Linked DNA regions of Mus musculus: region 2 is linked to region 1. Evidence: chromatin loops called from intact Hi-C (ENCODE). Cell type or tissue: left cerebral cortex. All regions are shown on one strand. Each heading gives the region's core, and the rest is flanking DNA. Links, peaks and the distances in the headings are about the cores only.

Evidence for each region. Peaks named below come from ENCODE experiments on the same cell type or tissue, not always from the same donor. Only the 100,000 strongest peaks of a DNase experiment are listed, where the experiment ranks them.
Region 2: it touches region 1 in a loop (2.5-fold over the local background); 1 of 42 quality-filtered maps calls a loop at or near these places.

The regions. Positions count from the first base shown.
Region 1 is chr19:5,784,135-5,788,717 of GRCm38, forward strand. No RefSeq gene overlaps it. Among named protein-coding and RNA genes, the nearest start is that of Scyl1, 15 kb to the left of the region's middle. In left cerebral cortex, for the core only: CTCF peaks have their summits at 2,466 (motif pointing left) and 3,107 (motif pointing right); DNase peaks (open chromatin) are centred at 2,483 and 3,113; H3K27ac peaks cover 397 bases.
Region 2 is chr19:6,042,145-6,046,727 of GRCm38, forward strand. It overlaps Syvn1 (synovial apoptosis inhibitor 1, synoviolin), which reads left to right and starts at 4,432. Exons shown (of 16, transcript NM_028769.5): 1 at 4,432-4,583. It also overlaps the pseudogene Gm8034. In left cerebral cortex, for the core only: a CTCF peak has its summit at 2,134; no DNase peak of the experiment used is centred there.

The DNA of each region.
Region 1 (4,583 bases), core at 968-3,467:
GTGTGTGTGTGTGTGTGTGTGTGTACATACACACATATATGTCACCACAGTTGCAGAAATAGAGGCCATGAGTTTGAGTGAAAGGGGTGTGGAGGGGAGGAGCGTTTGAAGGAGGAAAGAACACAGGGAAATTATATTTAACTGTGTTTAATTTTGTTTGTGTTGGCTTGGTTTTTTGGATTTTCAGGACCTAGCACTGGCTGTCCTGTAGACCAGGCTGGCCTTGTACTCAAAGAGATCCACCTCCCTGCTTCCTGAGTGCTGGGGTTAAAGGTGTGTGCCACCACTATGTGGCTCAATTTTTCATACACTCTATTTAATCATATTCTTTCTCCTCGAGTCCTCATAGATACCCCCCCCACCCATCTCCCTACTCATCCAACTTCAAGTTATTTCTCTCGGGAAAAGGAAAAATAAAGAAAAACAAGAACAAAACAAAAACCTGTGCCGGTTGGTGGTGGGGAGACAGGCAGATCTCTGAGTTTGAGGCCAGCCTGGTCTACAAAGTGAGTTCCAGGACAGCCAGGGCTATATAGAGAAACCCTGTCTAGAAAAACAAAACAAAACAAAACAACAAAACAAAACAAAACAAAACAAACAAAAAAAACAAAGACAAAAAACACCAGACCATAACAACAACAAAACTCTCCAGCTTGGGTGGAATCATTCCTTCAGTCATTGTCCTGTCTGTCTGGGGTGGATAGAGTCCCCAGGAACAGTCATGGACACCAGGCTTGCCCTGGTGGCTCAGGAGAGAGAGTGGGATCCAGTGTGCCTCTCCTCTCCTTTCCAACCCCTTTTCTGAGAGTGTGTCAGCTGCTAGTGGGCTTTCTTTCTTGGTGAGAAGACTGAAGGTTCGGAAGAGCCAAAAGGGGGTGCAGAGAACAAAGGTGGGTAATGGGGGGCTAGAGTATGCTCATTGTGCAGAAAAGGGTGTCAGGGAACTGACTGGGCGCTCTACCCACTGGGCACTGGCAGTGGTCTGTGGTAAGAGGGAGGCTGTCAGCAGAGGGCTTTTGAGCTGGCTTCAGGCCAAGGCAGGACACCTTGAGGCCATCTCAGACCCTACAAGCTCTTCCCCATCCAATCCCCAACCCAGCTCTTTCCACTGCGTATCTCTAGATCCCTCTAAACCACATAGCTTTGCCCATCTCTAGTTCACCAACACTTCTTCCCACGCTCCAAGCAGGACTTAAGTATGTGTTCCGGGACCCAGTCACCAGCCCGACTTCACTGACTCTCCACCCCCTTGCCGTCACTTACCTGAACATCTTCAGTGATGGCCCCATCTTTACCCTCAGTAACAGCACCGCAGCCAATCATTGACACTTCCAATTTCCAAAGCAGCCCTCCAACGACCTGCTTCCTGCATCATGATATTAACTTTTCCCAACCCACCTCCTTTCCCCCCACCTCTCTCCTGACCCCGCCTCCCTCCCCCCTCCCCACCTCTCTCCTGGCAGGACTGCCCTGCACAGCTGAGTTCTGGCTCAGCCCAATGTGCCCCACAATTCCATTTGTTCCAGATTGTGTTGTGTTTAATAAGCAATGTGTTCTTGCTTGAAAACAATGTCAAAACAGCGTATGTAGCAGCAAATTTATCCTGTGTGTTTCTTGGTTTAAAAAAAGGCATATAATGTGCCAAACTATTTTTGCAACCTGTTTCCTAAGTCCAAAACCATTCTTTTCACCCTTTTTTTTTTTTCTTTTTTAAGGATCCATTTGGGGGTTGGGGGGCTGAAGAAACAGGTCCGTGGATAAAAGAATTAGTTGCTCTTCCAGAGTCCTGAGTTCAAGCCCCAGCAACCACAAGCATTCATCATGGGATCTGGCTCATATACATAAAACACATAAATATTTTTGGTTTCCTGAGACAGGGTTTCTCTGTATAGCCCTGGCTGTCCTGGAACTCACCCTGTAGACCAGGCTAACCTCAAACTCAGAAATCTGCCTGCCTCTGCCTCCCCAGTGCTGGGATTAAAGGCGTGCGCCACCACCAACCGGCCACATAAATCTTTTTTTTTTTTAATATTTATTTATTACATGTAATTACACTGTAGCTGTCTTCAGACACTCCAGAAGAGGGCATCAGATTTCGTTACGGATGGTTGTGAGCCACCATGTGGTTGCTGGGATTTGAACTCAGGACCTTCGGAAGAGCAGTCGGCGCTCTTAACCGCTAAGCCATCTCACCAGCCCAAATCTTTTTAAAAAGAGATTTGTTTTTAGCAATCTTGGTGGTGCAGGCCTTTAATCCCAGCACTCCAGAGGCAAAGATGAGTGATGCTGAGTTTGAGGTCAGCCTGGGCAAAAAAAATAAAACAATAACAAAATTATTTATGCTTGGTTCATAACACACACACACACACACACACACACGTACTTAGTAACTTATTTGCCTTTGGTTGTTCAGAGTAGAAGAGTCAGGTAGTGACAACTTGGGCATCACGCGCCCTCTAGTGGACCTCAGTGGTAGTGACTTTCAGCCTCCCCAAGGCTGCCGGGCTCCTCAGGCCTGTACTCCAGACCCAGCTTCAGGGAACTGAGCTGGTTGGGAGAAGGCCCTGAACCCTCAACTCTCTTACTCACCGGCTTTGGACGCCCCCGTGCTCTGCTGGGCTTCCCTTCCTCTGATGCAAACAGTCCTTGTTACTTCCTGCTTGCTAAGGATGAAGAAAGACACCAAGTGGGAAGCTGATAGCACAGGCCAACCCCACAGCTTTTATGGGGTTCTTGGCCTTCTCTGCTTCCACTCGGGGGATCTGTGGCTCTTCTGTGCTCTGGTCAGCCTTGGCTCGCAGGCATTTTTTGACCCTCGGCTGTCAGCTTCACCACTGTCGTGCTTGACTTATTCAGTTTCTTCTTTAAACATTTATATGAGTGCACTGTAGCTGCCTTCAGCCACACCAGAAGAGGGCATCAGATGGTTGTGAGCCACCGTGTGGTTGCTGGGAATTGAACTCAGGACCTCTGGAAGAGCAGCCCGTGCTCTTAACCACTGAGCCATCTCTCCAGCCGGATTTATTCATTTTTATTTTACGTGTATGAGTGTATTGCCTCCTTGTGTGTCTGTGCACCACGCACAAGCAGTACCTGAGAAGGCCAGAAGAGGGCATCAGATAGCCAGTTACAGATTCTTGTGAGCTGACTCCTGGGTGCTGGGTATGAACCTAGATCCTCTGCTGCGAGCAAAAGAGCTCGCTGTTAACCACTGAGCTATTTCTGTAGTTCCCACCCCCTGCCAAATGAGGCCTGGCAGGGCATGTTTGTAATCCGAGAGCTCAAAGCAGCAGGACCATGGCTTCTAGCTAGCCTTGGCGTTCCAGTTCCTAGTACTGTGATAAAGACCCAGACTAAAAGCAGTGTAGGGAGGAAAGAGTTATTTATACTTGTGTGTCACAGTCCATCATGGAGGGAAGCCCAGGCAGGAAGCTGGAGGTAGCAGCTGAGGCAGAGAAGATGGAGGATGCTCACCGGCTTGCTCTCAATGGCTTGCTCAGCTTGTGGTTTTTGCAGTGCAGACAATCTGCCCATCAAACAACTGCCCTCATAGAGTGGCCTAGAAGCCAATCTGATGGAGATATCTTCTCAATTGAAGTTCCCTCCTCCCAGATGACTCTAGCTTGTGTCAAACTGGCAAAAAACAAAAACCTAACCAATATGCTCAGCTATGTGGTGAGTGAGTTCTACCGGCCTCACCTCTGCAAACCAACAAACAAACAAACACATTCCTTCTAAGCCAGGCACAGTGACACCTGCTGCAATCCCAGATACTCAGGAAGCTGAGGCCCAAGGTTCCCTTTAGCCCAAGAACTTCAGACCAGTCTGAGCAATATATGGATACCAAACCTTAAAAAAGAAATAGGAAAAAGCTTGCTGGGTTTGGGGAGCTCGGTTGATAAAGGGCTTGCCTTGTAAGCTCAAGGACCCGAGTTACATACCCAGACCTCACACGCAGTCTCAGTGCCCGGGAGGCAGAGACAAGCAGATCCTCGGAGCTCCCTTCCAGCCAGCTCAATCCAGGCCTAGCTCAGAAAAGAAGCTAACAGTTGTTCCTGGGGTATAACAAAGTCGCTCTCTGGCCACACATGCACACGCACACAGCAGCCTGGGATGTAGGTCAGTTGGCAGTGTGAGACTAACATGTGCAGTGTCACCCTCAAACAAAGCATGGTGGCACAAGCCAGCCTATAATCCCAGGTCTGAGGAAGAGGAAACAAGAGGATGGGGAGTCTGGGGCAAGCTGGGGCTGTCTCAAACGTAATAATAAGGCCGGGCGTGGTGGCACACGCCTTTAATCCCAGCACTCGGGAGGCAGAGGCAGGCGGGTTTCTGAGTTCGAGTCCAGCCTGGACTGCAAAGTGAGTTTCAGGACAGCCAGGGCTATACAGAGAAACCCTGTCTCAAAAAACCAAAAAAAAGGTGGTCATGCATGTGTGAAGACTGGAGTTTGGATTCCCACTAAAGGATGAAGTGTGAGTCAGGGTTCTCTAAAGGGAAAGAGCATATAGAATGACTATATATATTACAAGGGGGTTTATTGGGTGGTTTGCAGGCTATGTTATACTAATCAGCAATGGCTG
Region 2 (4,583 bases), core at 649-3,148, 260 kb after region 1:
GTGTGAGAGGACAATAGTCTGTGTAGGTGCAGCTGTGGAGGAGATGGCAAAGAAAATGAGACTACGGAAGCTGAGGCAGTGGGATCAAAAGAACGTCCTCTCTTGCCAAACCTCACTGTTCCCACTCCTGCCTCCCACCCCACCAGGCTCTATTCCCACAGAGGCACTGGAGAGATCCCACTAGACCTAAGTCAAGCATCACCCTCACACCCTCCGGTGGGCCCTCATGCTTCACAGTACAGGCCCACGATGTAACCCGGGACTGAGCCCTCACCTATCAGCCACTCTTCACTAGTTCCTCTCTAAGCGTCCAAAACCCCGCACCTGCGTCCCTGCTGCTGGAGCTCTGCCCAGCCACTCATCCGCTGCACCTTCTCAGGGTTTGCCGGTCTCTCCCCAGTGTTACCTCCTCACTGAAGCTTACCCTGTGCTCACTGATCACCCTGAAGCCAGCACCTCCAGATGCCTGGTACCCTTTCCATTTTTCTATGTGTGATCTGAGTGCCTATGCCCTTGTGAATACATGGAGACCAGAGATCGTGTCCTACTCTGTAACTCTGCACCCTATTCTCTCGAGACATGGGGCTTTCAAGGAGCCTGAGCAAGGCTGGTGGCCCATGAGCCTTCTCTCTCTGTCTTCCGCGGCAGGAGGAGTATCGGCTTGTGACTGCAACCGATTTGTTCTTTGAGGATTTGAACTTGGGTCCTCATGCTGGGACAGCACACACAGTTACTTCCCGACGCTTCTCTCAACTCTCCAGTAGTCTTTCTTTCCTTTTTCTCTTTCTTTTTTTTGGGGTGGGGTGGGGTAGGGCATGGTTTCTCTGTGTCTCTGTTTCTTCCTGTCTTGGAATTCATTCTGTAGAACAGGTTGGCCTTGAACTCAGAAATCTGCTTGCCTCTACCCCCAATTTTCTGGGATTAAAGGCATATGCCACACCTGACCAGTAGTAGCATTTCTTACCTTCCAGTTTTTAGGTAATTCACTAATATTGCTAACATTAAGTTGCCCCATTGAACATTTGATTGTCCTGCTTCAGCATTTAAGGGGAGCTGGAATAAAATGCTGTACTGTCACACCTGGCATTGGTTGTGAAAGACTCCAAAAGGAGCCCCTTGCTCAGGCCTCAGGACAATAGCGAACACCCAAGAACTCACGACAGACCGAGCTTGTTGCAAACCACCTGAGGCTTTATTCGGGGAAAACCAGAGCTCTGGGGACGACTCATATCCCACGACTCATATCCCACGCAGGGGTAGAGGAGTCGACCTCGAGGGGAAAGGGGTCCCAGTTTTTATAGGCCCTCAGGGGGGAAAGGAGAAGGGGGGGGGGAGTAGGGGATTTCCAGATCTAAACAATGTCTATTCTCAAGAAATGGGTATGGGAGAGGTACAAGGAAAGAGGCTGGTGTAGGTGTAGCAACTCCGGATTGGCCCGGCTGTGGTTGCTGGGTTGATTTTCTGACTCTTTCTCAGCAACCAATATCACAAACACCTGGCAATGGGCTTCATCAGTGGGCACACACATGGGTCAAGGAACGGTCAAAACATTGGCAGACACACAGGTTCAAGGAGTGGCCAGAGCATTGTGCACCTCTATTTTTCTAAATCAGTGAAGCTACTTCTGCTAACACTGACATCTATCTTGCCAATTTCAGGGCTTCTGTGTCCTTTTACATTCTGTCAGGATCTTTCAGTTGTTTTGTTGTTGTTTCTTTTTTTTTTTTTGTTTTGTTTTTCAAGACAGGGTTTCTCTGTGTAGCCTTGGCTGTCCTGGAACTCACTCTGTACACCAGGCTGGCTTCGAACTCAGAAATCCACCTGCTTAGCCGGGTGTGGTGGTGCACGCCTTTAATCCCAGCACTTAGGAAGCAGAGGCAGGCAGATGTCTGAGTTCGAGGCCAGCCTGGTCTACAGAGTGAGTTCTAGGACAGCCAGGGCTATACAGAGAAACCCTGTCTCAGAAAACCAAAACCCAAAAAAAGAAAGAAAGAAAGAAAGAAAGAAAGAAAGAAAGAAAGAAAGGAAGGAAGAGAGAGAGAGAGAAAGAAAGAAAGAAAGAGAGAGAGAAATCCGCCTGCCTCTTGACATTGTTTTTAAAATTACATTTGTATGCGAGTCTGCTCATATATATGGGAAGAGCACCCTCTAGCTGAGAAATGATTAAATAGGTTGTAGAGGCCAGAGAAGTTTGTTATGAGTCAGTTGTCTCCTTCCACCATATGGGTCCTGGTGATTGCTCTTCTCATTAGACTGCCCAACCCCCGATTTTTTTGTTTTGTTTTGTTTTCTTTTTTTGCCACGAGGTGTTTTTATTTTCATCAATCATACAAATAATTTTCTATAATATCCCAGGGCAAACCGGTGAAATTTGGCAGACCGATTAGCGGAGGGGTCCCCTTCAGAGACCCGTGGGCCGGTGGCATCGGCTCGGAGTGCCCAGGTTTCACAGTGCAGCTTGTGGCTCGGGTCCATCTTACAGGTGGCTCTTCCTCCAAATCACGAGGGGGTGGGGTGGGGTGGGATGGGGAAGTCTTCCTAGGCTTTTAGGAGATTTCACTCCTCTTTTCCTGTTCAGTGGTCTCTTTGGTCGGCAGGGTGTTCTCCTGCGTCTCGGTTTTCTTCAGCTTGCCCTTATTGAAGCTGGCGATTTCCCCTATGTCCGGCTTGTCTGCCATTTTCTTACAACTCGTGGATTCTCCTTCCAAGCTTGCGCTCCAGGTGCTCCCACTCTCGTTGCTGCAGCAAGAGACCTTATTTTGTTTTTCGAGACAGGGTTTCTCTGTGTAGCCCTGGCTGTCCTAGAACTCACTCTGTAGACCAGGCTGGCCTCGAACTCAGAAATCCGCCTGCCTCTGCCTCCCGAGTGCTGGGATTAAAGGTAGGCGCCACCACGCCCAGCTTTTTTTTTTTTAGATAGGATCTCACTCTATAGCTGTACGCTGGCCTCAGATTTATGATGCTCTTCCTGCCTCAGTCTCCCAATTTTCTGGGATTGTAGGAGTGGGCCACTATGCTCTGCTCACTACATGATTTCAGAGGTTGAGTAGACCTGAACTGAAGACCAGACAAGGGAGCCCTCCCTCGACATCTTGGGGCCAGGGAAGTTGAAGCCATAGGATCAGAGGAAATGTGGCAAGAAAAAAGGCCAACATGGACACAGAACTTAAATAAAAACAGACAGAGGAAGTAAGACAGATATATACCTGGGGGAGAGGAGGGATTGCCACAAAATGTAGGAGATTTTCAAGAATGGGGGAGGATGAGTGTGTAGGGTTAAAGGTAGCCAGTAGAAGTTCATAGCTAGCCTTATGGAGGAAGGAAAGGGGAGCCATCTCGGGATGTTAACTGTTAAAGACAACAGGTGGTGGTGAAGATGGCTGAGACCAAGAGCACAGGGCTGAGGGGCAGACAGGCACTGACACTGCTACCCTTTAATACAGTTCCTCCTGTTGTGATCCCCAACCATAATTACTTCGTTGCTACTTCATAACTGTAATTTTGCTAGTTATGAATTGTAAGTAAACGTCTGATATGCAGGATATCTCATTTGTGACCCCTGTGTAACGGTTTGATTCCCAAAGGGCTTACGACTCACAGGTTGAGAGCCAGCCACTGCCTTAAAGTCGTCTAGAATCAGTTTTCTTTCTTTTTTGACAGACAAGATGTTTAATTCCGTTGTACTGAAGGAAAGCCATTTTATGTATTTTTCTTAAGTGCTCTATCAGTAATGACAATTCTGAAAGCCCCTGTGTTATATTTTAACAACACAGTCACCTCCGGTTCTGTATTCACTGTCCGTGTTGTGACTCCCACAGTATAAATTCCTCCAGTTGATCTTCATGAATTCTTATATTTGATCCCCCCCCCCCTTAGGCCTCTGAATTCCGAGTGAGTCCGAGTTAAAAATGGGAGGAGCACCCTCTAGCTGATAAACCTGGGTAATGAGGTGTCCGCTTTCAGTTTCCATTCTGTACGCGACTATACTGCTTGTGTGAGCCCTAACAGACAGAATCAGCTCAGAACAAAGGGTCTGGCTATCTCCCAGGGATGAACACGCACGCCGACTGAGCTTTTGGGGTGTTGAAAAGTCAACGCCTTCGCACAGAACTCTCCACCCCAACCTAGAAATAACTGGCGTTCTGTTTTATGTCAGTCCGGACACGCAAGCACTGCTCCTTTTGCGGGCCCCGTAAGCATCCCCCCAGGCGGGATAGGGATCCCCGGCCTATGGACTGCGCTTTCTCAGCTGGCATCCAGCTGCCTTGGCACCCAGTCCGGGGCCACTCTGCCTACAGACCCTAGCAACCACTCACCTGCTTTTCTTTCCCTATAGGCCAGAAATTTTTCCTTTCTTTTCTCATTGGTCCGCGTAACTTTATCGCAACCAATCGGCGGTAGCCACGGGAACAAACTCACTCCTACACAACCTGCGTTGGGGGGAGGTAACCTGGGAAGACCTATATCTGTTTTCTGCACCGCTATTTTTTTCCGAGAAGCACTTAACTTCTTACCGTGTCGTAGCTATCCCTGGAATGAGGCGCTTACACATTTTATTTCTTTCATGCCTGACATAAAGTCTG